Regions from separate parts of the Homo sapiens genome. Here region 1 is linked to region 2. A link is a loop called in an ENCODE intact Hi-C map of the cell type or tissue named here. Cell type or tissue: CD14-positive monocyte. All regions are shown on one strand. Each heading gives the region's core, and the rest is flanking DNA. Links, peaks and the distances in the headings are about the cores only. Region 1 overlaps MADD (MAP kinase activating death domain). Region 2 overlaps FNBP4 (formin binding protein 4).

The links. Peaks named below come from ENCODE experiments on the same cell type or tissue, not always from the same donor. Only the 100,000 strongest peaks of a DNase experiment are listed, where the experiment ranks them.
Region 1: it touches region 2 in a loop (3.0-fold over the local background); 1 of 110 quality-filtered maps calls a loop at or near these places.

Annotation. Positions count from the first base shown.
Region 1 is chr11:47,302,185-47,307,559 of GRCh38, forward strand. The region is part of intron 24 of MADD (MAP kinase activating death domain); the gene reads left to right. Among named protein-coding and RNA genes, the nearest start is that of MADD-AS1, 33 kb to the left of the region's middle. In CD14-positive monocyte, for the core only: no CTCF peak of the experiment used is centred there; no DNase peak of the experiment used is centred there; H3K27ac peaks cover 690 bases.
Region 2 is chr11:47,742,831-47,748,205 of GRCh38, forward strand. It overlaps FNBP4 (formin binding protein 4), which reads right to left. Exons shown (of 17, transcript NM_015308.5): 7 at 3,226-3,564; 8 at 1,123-1,333. Among named protein-coding and RNA genes, the nearest start is that of FNBP4, 22 kb to the right of the region's middle. In CD14-positive monocyte, for the core only: no CTCF peak of the experiment used is centred there; no DNase peak of the experiment used is centred there; H3K27ac peaks cover 596 bases.

The sequences.
Region 1 (5,375 bases), core at 100-5,099, 440 kb before region 2:
TACATAATTACTTTCTTTGTCTCTTTTTAGGTTTTTTTTGTGTGTGTGAGACAGAGTCTCACTCTGTCGCCCAGGCTGGAGTGCAGTGGCGCAATCTCCGCTCACTGCAACCTCCACCTCCTGGGTTCAAGCGATTCTCCTGCCTCAGCCTCCCAAGTAGCTGGGACTACAGGTGTCTGCTGCCATGCCCAGCTAATTTTTGTATTTTTAGTAAAGACAGGGTTTCACCATGTTGGCCAGGCTGGTCTCAAACTCCTGACCTTGTGATCTGCCCGCTTCGGCCTCCCAAAGTGCTGGGATTACAGGCGTGAGCCACCGTGCTCAGCCTCTTTTTAGTTTTTGACATAAAGTCTGTTTTATCTGATATAATTATAGCTACTCTTGCTTGCTTTTGGTTTCTATTTGTGTGAAATATCTTTCTCCATCCCTTCACTTTCAGTCTGTATGTGTCTTTGCTAGTGAAATGAGTTTCTTGTAGGCAGCATATAGTTAGGTCAAGTATTTTTTTTTTTTAATCCATTCAGCCAGTCTACCCCTTTTAAGTGAGGGAATTTAATCTATTTACATTCAAGGTTGTTATTGATAGTGTGGACTTACTTCTGTTGTTTTGTTAATTGTTTTCTGATTATTTTGTATGTCCTTTGTTTCTTCCTCTCATTTATCATTATGGTTTGGTGGTTTTCTGTAGAGATAAGGTTTGATTCTTTTCTTTTTCTCCTTTGTGTGTCTGTTCTACAAGTGGATTTCATACTTTTGTGTATTTTCATGATAGTAATTATCATCTTTTTACTTCCAGATGTAGGACTCCCTTGAGCATGTCTTGTAAGGGTGTGATGACTTCCTCATTTTTTTTTTCATGTCTGGGAAAGACTTAGTTTATCCTTCATTTCTGAAGCACAACTTTGCTGGGTATAGTATTCTTGACTGAGATTCTTTTTCTTGCAGCGCTTTGAATATATCATCCCATTCTCTACTGGCTTGTAAAGTTTCTGCAGAGAAATCTGTTAGTTTAATAGAGATTCCCTTAAATGTGACTTAACACTTTTCTCTTGCTGTTTTTTTTTTTTTTTTTTTTGAGACGGAGTCTCACTCTGTCACCCAGGCTGGAGTACAGTGGTGCAATCTCGGCTCACTGCAAGCTCCGCCTCCTGGGTTCACACCATTCTACCTCAGCCTCCTGAGTAGCTAGGACTAAGGTGCCTGCTACCATGCCTGGCTAATTTTTATGTATTTTTAGTAGAGACGGGGTTTCACCATGTTAGCCAGGATGGTCTCGATCTCCTGACCTCGTGATCTGCCTGCCTCGGCCTCCCAAAGTGCTGGGATTACAGGCGTGAGCCACTGCACCCGGCCTTCTCTGGCTGTTTTTAGAATTCTCTCTTTGACTTTTGACAATTTGACTGTAATGTACCTTGGAGAGGCCTTTTTTTTTTTTTTTTTTGAGACAGTCTCACTCTGTCACCCAGGCTGGAGTGTAGTAGTGTGATCTCAGCTCACTGCAACCTGCGCCGCTTGGGTTCAAGCTTTTCTCCTGCCTCAGCTTCCTGAGTAGCTGGGATTACAGGCATGCACCACCACGCTCGGCTAATTTTTTTGTATTTTTAGTAGAGATAGGATTTCACCGTGTTGGTCAGGCTGGTCTCGAACTCCTGACTTCAAATGATCTGCCCGCCTTGGCCTCCCAAAGTGCTGGGATTACAGGCGTGAGCCACCGCATCTGGCTGGAGAGGACTTTTTTGGGTTGAATCTGTTTGGGGACTTTTGAGCTTCCTGGATCTGGCTGTCCATCTCTCTCCCCAGACTTGGGAAGTTTTCAGCTATTATTTCATTAAATAAGTTTTTTATGCCTTTCCCCTTCTCTCTTTGGAAATCCAATAATATGAATATTTGTTTACTTAATGAGATCCCCTAAGTGTTGTAGACCTTCTTGACTGTTTTCCATTCTAACTTTTTTCCCTCTGACTAATTTCGAATGACTTATCTTCAAATATAGAGTCATTCTTCTGCTTGATCAAGTCTGCTGTTGTAGTTCTCTATTGTATTTTTTCCTTTTTTTTTTTTTTGAGACGGAGTTTCGCTCTTGTTGCCTAGGCTGGAATGCAATGGCACTATCTCGGCTCACCGCAACCTCTGACTCGTGGGTTAAAGCAATTCTCCTGCCTCAGCCTCCCAAGTAGCTGGGATTACAGGCATGCGCCACCACACCTGGCTAATTTTGTATTTTTTAATAGGGACGGGGTTTCTCCATGTTGCTTCGGCTGGCCTTGAGCTCCCAACCTCAGGCGATCCACCCACCTCACCTCCCAAAGTGTTGGGATTACAGGTGTGAGCCCCCACGCCTGGCCCTCTATTGTATTTTTTAAACTTTGTTCATTGAATTATTCAGCTGCAAGATTTCTGTTTTTTTGTTATGATTTTTATCTCTTTGTTGAATTTCTAATTCATATCATGAACTGTTCTTCTGATTTTGTTGAATCATCTATCTGTATTTTCTTGTATCTCATTGCATTTCCTTAAGATCATTACTTTTAATTTATTTTCTGGCAATTAATTGATTTCCTTTTCATTGGGGTCTATTACCAAAGAGTTATTATGTTCCTGTGGTGGAGTCATATGTCCTTGTTTTTTTCATGTTTCTTATGTCTCTGTGTTGATACCCCACATCTGGCAGAACAGTCACTTCTTCCAAACTCTCTGGAGTGGCTTTCATAGAGAAAGACTTTCACATGCAGTTGGGTTTTAGTGTGCCAGTTGGGAAGGGTATGGCAACTCTGTTTCTGGATAGATGTAGTGGTATGTTTTCTGTGTAGCTTCTTCAGCTGCATTCAACATGAGCAATAACTATGGGTGCCTCAAGAGTCCTAGGCTATAGAAGTGTGGCAGTGGCAGTGGTGGTATATGTTGTTAATATCCTTGGTGTCAAGGAGTTTTGGAGTCCTCCTATTCTCATTTTCCTCACAATGGAGTGACTCAGCCAAGAGAATCCCTCTTGGTGTCAGGTCTGACTGACATGGCCTACAAGCAGCTGCAGAGGCACTGGGTTCCAGGTACAGATGCGTGGAGTAGCTGTGGAGTCAGGTTTCCAGGCTTAGGGTCTCACAAACCTATTGTGGCACCTGGGTATTGGGGTACAGATTTGCTCTCTGTGGCAAGGTTGGATGTAGGTTGCCCACAGAGCCAGGATCTGAGGCACCCGCTAGCAGCTCAGGCCCAGGGGACTGGCTCATAACTGTGATTCTAATACTGGGGGATAGGCCATAGCACTGGCCTTACTCTGTGGAAGAAGGGGTGCTCTGGAGGTTTGGGCCTAGGGAGCAGGGTACAGCTGCAATTCAGGGATCTGAGCCAATAGGGCTCAGTGGCAGCTCAGGTCCCACGGAATGAGGCACCATGTAGTAGTGACTCTAGACTCCAGGATGGTGGGGCTTGGCTGTATCCTAGACTCTGTGAAGCCAAGTGCAATGGCAGCGAATACCCCAGCGTGGCAGAGCACAGCTGTCATTTGGGCCCTGGGGGTCAGGGAGCAGCACAGCAATGACTCCACTCCCCAGGAAGAGGGTATCTTAGCAGCTCAGACTCTAGGGGCAAGTCCAGTTCCAGGGAAGCAGGGTACTGGAGTTGTTTGGCTAGGGCAAGGTATCTCAGCTCAGCCACTGCTCTGTTTCCTGGGACATGGGGTACTGTGTCAGCTCAGCCCTGGAATGCGTAGCTGCTCAGCTTGGCCAGCCACCAATTCCCCTGGGGACAATGTGCTGCTTTAGCACAGGCCTAGTGTGGGCATGACTGTTCTGGGTGACCCAGGCACAGTATCATTGGAATGCAGGGTGCCGCTTCAAGTTAGGTGCTAGGATGCATGACTGCCCTGGGTGGCCAAGGCACCATTTCCTGGGATACAGATTGCTTCTTCACCTTAGGCACCAGGGAGGCCTGACTGCTCTGAGCAGTCTAAGTACTGTTTTCATAGTGGATAGGGTACTGCTTCAGCTGCAGCCCAAGGGGAGTGGGGAGGGGTAGGTGGAGTGGCTCTGCCTCCACTTGGCCCCTTGGGGAATCATGTAATAGCTGCTCACAGCTTGGCTTAGATTGTCAAGACATCAGGCTAGAGTGGTTTGTTGGTGGCTTAGCCTCAGGAATGAAGGGGAGCTGTGGCCATCTGTCCCCAGAGCAAAACACAATCCCACTGTAGCTCCACTTCCAAGATGGCATAGCACAGTAGCTGCACAGGCCACAGGGGCTGGCGCATAGTATTGGCTCCTTCTCTGGAGGGAGCACAGCTGTATGGACTCCAGGCAGCTCCTTCAGCTGGGCTTAGTGCCTAGAGGACTGTAGGGAAGCCAGTGGTGAAGTCTGTAGGTGTCCAAGGTGCTGGTGGCAGTTTCTAGAATTGTCTTGCTTACTTCCTTGCTGTGGGGAGAAGTTCCTCCTTGTTCCCAGCTGATCCTAGATGGGGGAAGGGGGATGGGGGGGAGGCCTGATATTGCCATCTGTTCTCTATGTGGCCATCCTGAGTTTCTGTGCTCATCAGCATTCCTGTCACCCTTCTGATACACCCCCACAGTCTCCCTCAGTTATTTTTGTTAAAAGTATAGCTGTTTATTACTCTACCTCTCTTTGTGAGGGGGATGTGCTTTAGGGGCTGCTCGGCCATCTTGCTGACATTACTCCCCTAGGCTGTTTTTTTTTGTTGTAACTTTTTAAAAATGTTTATTTATTTACTTTTGAGACAAGGTCTTGCTCTGGTGCCCAGACTGCAGTGCAGGGTGCAGTCATGGCTTGGTGCAGTCATGGCTTACTCCAGCCTCAAACTTCTGGGCTCAAGCAATCCACCCACCTCAGCCTCCCAAGTAGCTGGGACTGTAGGCATGCACCATCCCTCCTGGCTGAGATTTTTATACTTTTTTTTTTTTTTGGTAGAAACAGGTTCTTGCTATGTTGCCCAGGCTGGTCTTGAACTTCTGGGCTTAAGTGATCCTCCTGTTTCATCCTACCAAAGTGCCAGGACTATAGATGTGAGCTATCATGCCTGGCCAAAGTGAGCTGCTTTAATAAGAGTATTTGAAATTATTCCAGTGTGTTTTAATTCCAAATGTATTAAAATAGGTATGATGGAGTATCGGTCTTGCAGGAAGCCATTCAGCTTCAGTGTGCTACCTTTTCTGGCATCTTTCTGGGACAAATTCGTATTTGTTCTATGCTGGTGAGCAAGGGCTCTTTATACAGAGCTGCTGAGTGTAGCGACCTAAATTTTTTTGCTCAAACAAGGCTGTTTTAATAAGAAATAAATTATATAAAGTCACGTGATCCATTTAGTAAAATATTGGGCTGTGAACCAGGAGACTGGTATTTAGTCACACTGATTAGGTCTTACCCAATAA
Region 2 (5,375 bases), core at 180-5,179:
AGTGAGCCAAGACTGCACCATTGCACTCCAGCCTGGGCAACAAGAGTGAAACTCCGTCTCAAAAAATATAAATAAAAAGAAAAGAAAAAATTCAAACAAGGATGTCTTTCTTTATTTAACACCTGTATTGTTGTTTTTTTTTTGTTTGGTTCTTTGTTTCTTTTTTTTCTTTTATCAAGAAACAAGGGTCTTGCTATGTTGCCCAGCTAGCCTGGAACTCCTAGGGTCCAGGGATCCTTCTGCCTCAGTTTCCTGTGAAGCAGCACTGGGCTGTTTTTGAACCACGATCCATAAAAGTATTTTCTTCTAGGTGTACTCAACTAAGGTTTGGCGTCCTTATCTTACTGCTGACTTTCCACTACAGAATTAGGGCCACAGCTGAAAGCGGTGGCTCACGCCTGTAATCCCAGCACTTTGGGAGGCGGGCGGATCAACTGAGATCAGGAGTTCGAGATCAGCCTGGCCAACATGGCGAAACTCCGTCTCTACTAAAAATACAAAAAATAGCCAGGCGCGGTGGCAGGCACCTATAATCCCAGCTACTCGGGAGGCTGAGGTAAGAGAATTGCTTGAATCTGGGAGGCGGAGGTTGCAGTGAGCCAAGATCATGCCTTTGTACTCCAGCCTGGGTGACAGAGTGAGACCTCCGTCTCAAAAAGGAAAAGAAAAAAAAATAATTAGGGCCAAATGGAGATTAAAATATTAGCTTCATCCAGGGATCTCTGAAAATAGATTAAAAAATGCAGCAGGAGCTCTTCGACCTTACCATGAATGAATGATAAGGTCCTTATTACCTGAATGAAGACAACTTGGGTCCTCATGACACAATCAAACTCTCTACCCACCCACACAGAGGCTGGGCAACGTAGACAGAGAGAAGAAATGGGACTGGACTCTGAATACACCACCATCCAGTGGGTGTCAGCCTCTCAGGCTCTTACTCCTCTACTAGAAAAAGATCTGGAAAAGGTAGAGAGGTGGATGGAAGCTTCCTTCCCAGCACTTCTCCCAAAGAGTAAAAGTACAATCTCCTGTTTTGTTGAAGAGGAAACAAAAAAAGACAAGAGTTTCCTTCCCCTCTATATCTTTCAACTCTGAAGTTTAATGTGAAGCACAAATTACCAGTTTCTCCATTTTCTGGAGTATCTCGTCCAGTTTTACTAGAACTCCTACTGGTAGATTCTGGACTGGTAGCTCGAACAAACATCTTCCATTTTCCTCTTTTAGACATAAGCCTACGCATTCCATCTTGAGATGCTGGCTGGCTGATATCAGAACGTGGACTAGACCCTGACACACTACCATCTCCTTCCTCCAAGGCTCGCAACTCTGCCTACAAAGAACATGACAATTAAGTTAGTGTCATTAACTGCTTATTAATATGTATAATCAGAATAATAAACAAGACTATGTTGTTGAAATTTAAATTCTTTGAGAACAGAAAGCACTTTTTTTTTTTTGGAGACAGGCTCTCCCTCTGTTGCCCAGGTTGGAGTGCAGTGGCATGATCATGGCTCGCTGTAGCTACAACCTTCTGAGCTCAAGCAATCCTCCCACCTCACCCTTCCAAGTAGCTGGAACTACAGGCACATGTCATCATACTTTTTTTTTCTAGTAAGAGATGATATCTGGGTATGTTGCTCACATTGGTCTCAACTTCTGGGCTCAAGTGATCTCCTGCTCAGCCTCCCAAAGTCCTGGGATTACAGGCATGAGCCACTGCACTCGGCCTACTCACTCTATTTTTATTTTTTAATTTTGCCCATTTTTTTGTGGGTACATAGTAAGTGTATATATTTATGGGATACATGAGATGTTTTGACACAGGTATGCAATGTGAAATAAGCACATCATGGAGAATGGGATAACCATCCCCTCAAGCATTTATCCTTTGAGTTACAAATAATCCAACTTCATTCTTTAAAGTTATTTTATAATATACAGTTATTATTGACTAGTCACCCTACTGTGCTATCAAATAGTAGGTCTTATTCATTCTTTCTGGTTTTTTTCTGGTACCCATTTGTATAAGTCTGAGTAATGTCAAGTCTCTTTATTGATTATCAACTACCTGTTGTGGGAAGTCAGGGATCCTGAATGGAAGGACCAGCTGAAGCCATGGCAGAGGAACATAAATTGTGAAGATTTCATTTTAATATGGACATTTATCAATTCCCAAATAACACTTTTACAATTTCTTATGCCTTTCTTACTTTAATCTCTTAATCCTGTTATCTTAGTAAGCTGAGGATGTACATCACCTCAGGACCACTGTGATAATTGTGTTAACTGTACAAATTGATTGTAAAACGTGTTTGAACAGTATGAAATCAGTGCACCTTGAAAAAGAACAGAGTAACAGTGATTTTTAGGGAACAAGGGAAGAAAACCATAAGGTCTCACTGCCTGCAGGGTCAGGCAAAAAGAGCCATATTTTTCTTCTTGCATAGAGCCCATAAATGGACATGCAAGTAGGGAAGATATCGCTAAATTCTTTTCCTAGCAAGGAATATTAATATTAATATCCTGGGGAAGGAATGCATTCCTGGGGGTAGGTCTATAAACTGCCGCTCTGGGAATGTCTGTCCTATGCGGTTGAGATAAGGACTGAGATACGCCCTGGTCTCCTGAAGTACCCTCAGGCTTATTAGGGTGGGGAAAAACCCGGCCCTGGTAAGTCTGTGGTCAGACTGATTCTCTGCTCTTGAACCCTGTTTTCTGTTGTTTAAGATGTTTATCAAGACAACATGTGCACCGCTGAACATAGACCCTTATCAGTACCTTTTTGCCCTTTGAAGCACATGATCTACTCCCTGTTCTTACACCTCCTCCCCTTTTGAAACCCTTAATAAAAAACTTGCTGGTTTGAGGCTCGGGTGGGCATCATAGTCCTACCGATATGTGATGTCACCCCCGGCGGCCCAGCTGTAAAATTCCTCTCATTATACTCTTTCTATTTCTCAGCTGGCCGACACTTATGGAAAATAGAAAGAACCTAGGTTGAAATATTGGGGGTGAGTTCCCCCGATAACTACCAAAAGTATCATCAAGGACCAAAAAACCTACACCTCTGTAGTTTAAAGTTTTTGCTGCATAAGCTTCAACATACCTAGATGATGGGATAAGAAAAACAAAATCCCAATAATGGTTGTAAGTCAAGCACAATGATCCCTGTAGAGTAGTACTGAGGAAAAAACATTCTACAAGTAACTTTCAAAAGCTTACTTTTTTCCTTTCCAAAACTAGCTCCAGTTCAAGGGTATCTTGTTCCTCTTCCTCCTCACTTTCTCCAGATTGGACAACACTGCAAAGATCCTCCTGAGAAGGGTCTTCTATATTGTCCAACATAATTTCCTGTGGCTTTACTATTGTTGTTGCTTCTTCTACTGTTGTACTTGTTTCTTTTACTTCTGAAACTGGCTCCTCTTTACAAATTACTTTTCTTCTCCATCTCTCTTCTTCTTCTTTTATTCCCTCAGGCAATAAAGGAGCAAGCAGCGATGCTGCCACCCCTTTCTTCTCCTCCTCACTATTTGAGAGAGCCTGAATTCCTTCATTTACTTCCTATAAAGAACAAAATAATTTAGTCTCATTTAATTCTGAAACAAATCTCACCTGCACATACATTCAATTGCACACACATTCATATTAACTGTTTTCAGTAGCTGAATACTCAAGGTAAAAACGACTTTTTTTTTTTTTGAGATGGAGTCTCGCACTGTCACCCAGGCTGGAGTGCAGTGGCACAATCTTGGCTCACTGCAACCTCTGCCTCCCAGGTTCAAGCTATTCTCCTGTCTCAGCCTCCCAAGTAGCTGGGATTACAGGCGCCCGCCACCATGCCCAGCTAATTTTTTGTATTTTTAGTAGAGGCCTTTCACCACGTTGGCCAGGCTGGTCTCAAACTACTGACCTTGTGATTTGCCCACCTCAGCCTCCCAAAGTGCTGGGATTACAGGTGTGAGCCACCGTGCCCGGCCAAAACCACTTACTCCCAACAGGTGAGTATATATTTATACCATTACATTATTACTTTAGACAGACACTGACTGAATGAGAGCCTAGTTCTAGGTAGGATTCAAATATATCCTCCCTGCTATTCTCAGGATGTCAAAAGGCAGACTAGTAGTAAACAGAGATAGATTTAAGATCAGTATTTTGTCAGCTCATAACATGACTGGATAAATCTTTACCTTCTTCTGTATGATGAGAAATTTTTTTTTTTGAGAGAGTCTCACTCTGTTGCCCAGGAGTGCAATTGCGTGATCTCAAGTCACTGCAACCTCTGCCTCCCAGGTTCCAGCGATTCCCAGCCTCACAGCCTTAGCCTCCCAAGTAGCTGGGATTACAGGGATGCACCACTACACCCAGCTCATTTTTGTTTCTGTTTTTGAGACGAACTCTCGCTCTTCTTGCCCAGGCTGGAGTGCAAAGTGTGATGTCGGCTCACTGCAACGTCTGCCTCCCGGGTTCAAGCAATTTCCCTGCCTCAGCCTCCTGAGCAGCTGGGATTATAGGCGAGAGCCACCAAGCCTGGCTAATTTTTTTTGTACTTTTAGTAGACACAGGGTTTCACCACGTTGGCCAGGCTGGTCTCGAACTCCTGACCTCAGGTGATCCGCCCACCTTGGCAACAGGCCCAATTTTTGTATTTTTAGTAGAGACAGGGTTTTACCAGGTTGGCCAAGTTGATCTTGAACTCCTGACCTCAGGTGATCTGCCCACCTCAGCCTCCGAAAGTGCTGGGATTACAGGCGTGAGCCACCATGCTGGGCCTGATAAGAAAATTTAGTAAGTATGCCATGAAGGTGATTTAGACTAAAGTGAACTATTCCTAGGCCGGGCGCAGTGGCTCATGCCTGTAATTCCAGCACTTTGGGAGGCCAAGGCAGGCGGATCACAAGGTCAGGAGTTTGAGACCAGCCTGGCCAACATAGTGAAACCCCATCTCTGCTAAAAATACAGAAATTAGCCCGGCATGGCGGCGTGCGCCTGTAATCCCAGCTATTCGGGAGGCTGAGGCAGAAGAATCGCTTGAACCTGGGAGGCAGAGGTTGCAGTGAACTGAGATCATGCCACTGTACTCCAGCTCGGATGACAGTGTGAGAGACTGTCTCAAAAAAATAAAATAGCTGGGCGTGGTGGCTCATGCCCGTAATCCCAGCACTTTGGGAGGCCAAGGTGGGAGGATCACATGGTCAGGAGTTCGAGATCAGCCTGGCCAATATGGTGAAACCCCGTCTCTACTAAACTACAAAAATTAGCCGGGCGTGGGACAGGCGCCTGTACTCCCAGCTACTCGGGAGGCTGAGGCAGGAGAATCGCTTGAACCCGGGGGGTGGAGGTTGCAGTGAGCAGAGATCGCGCCACTGCAC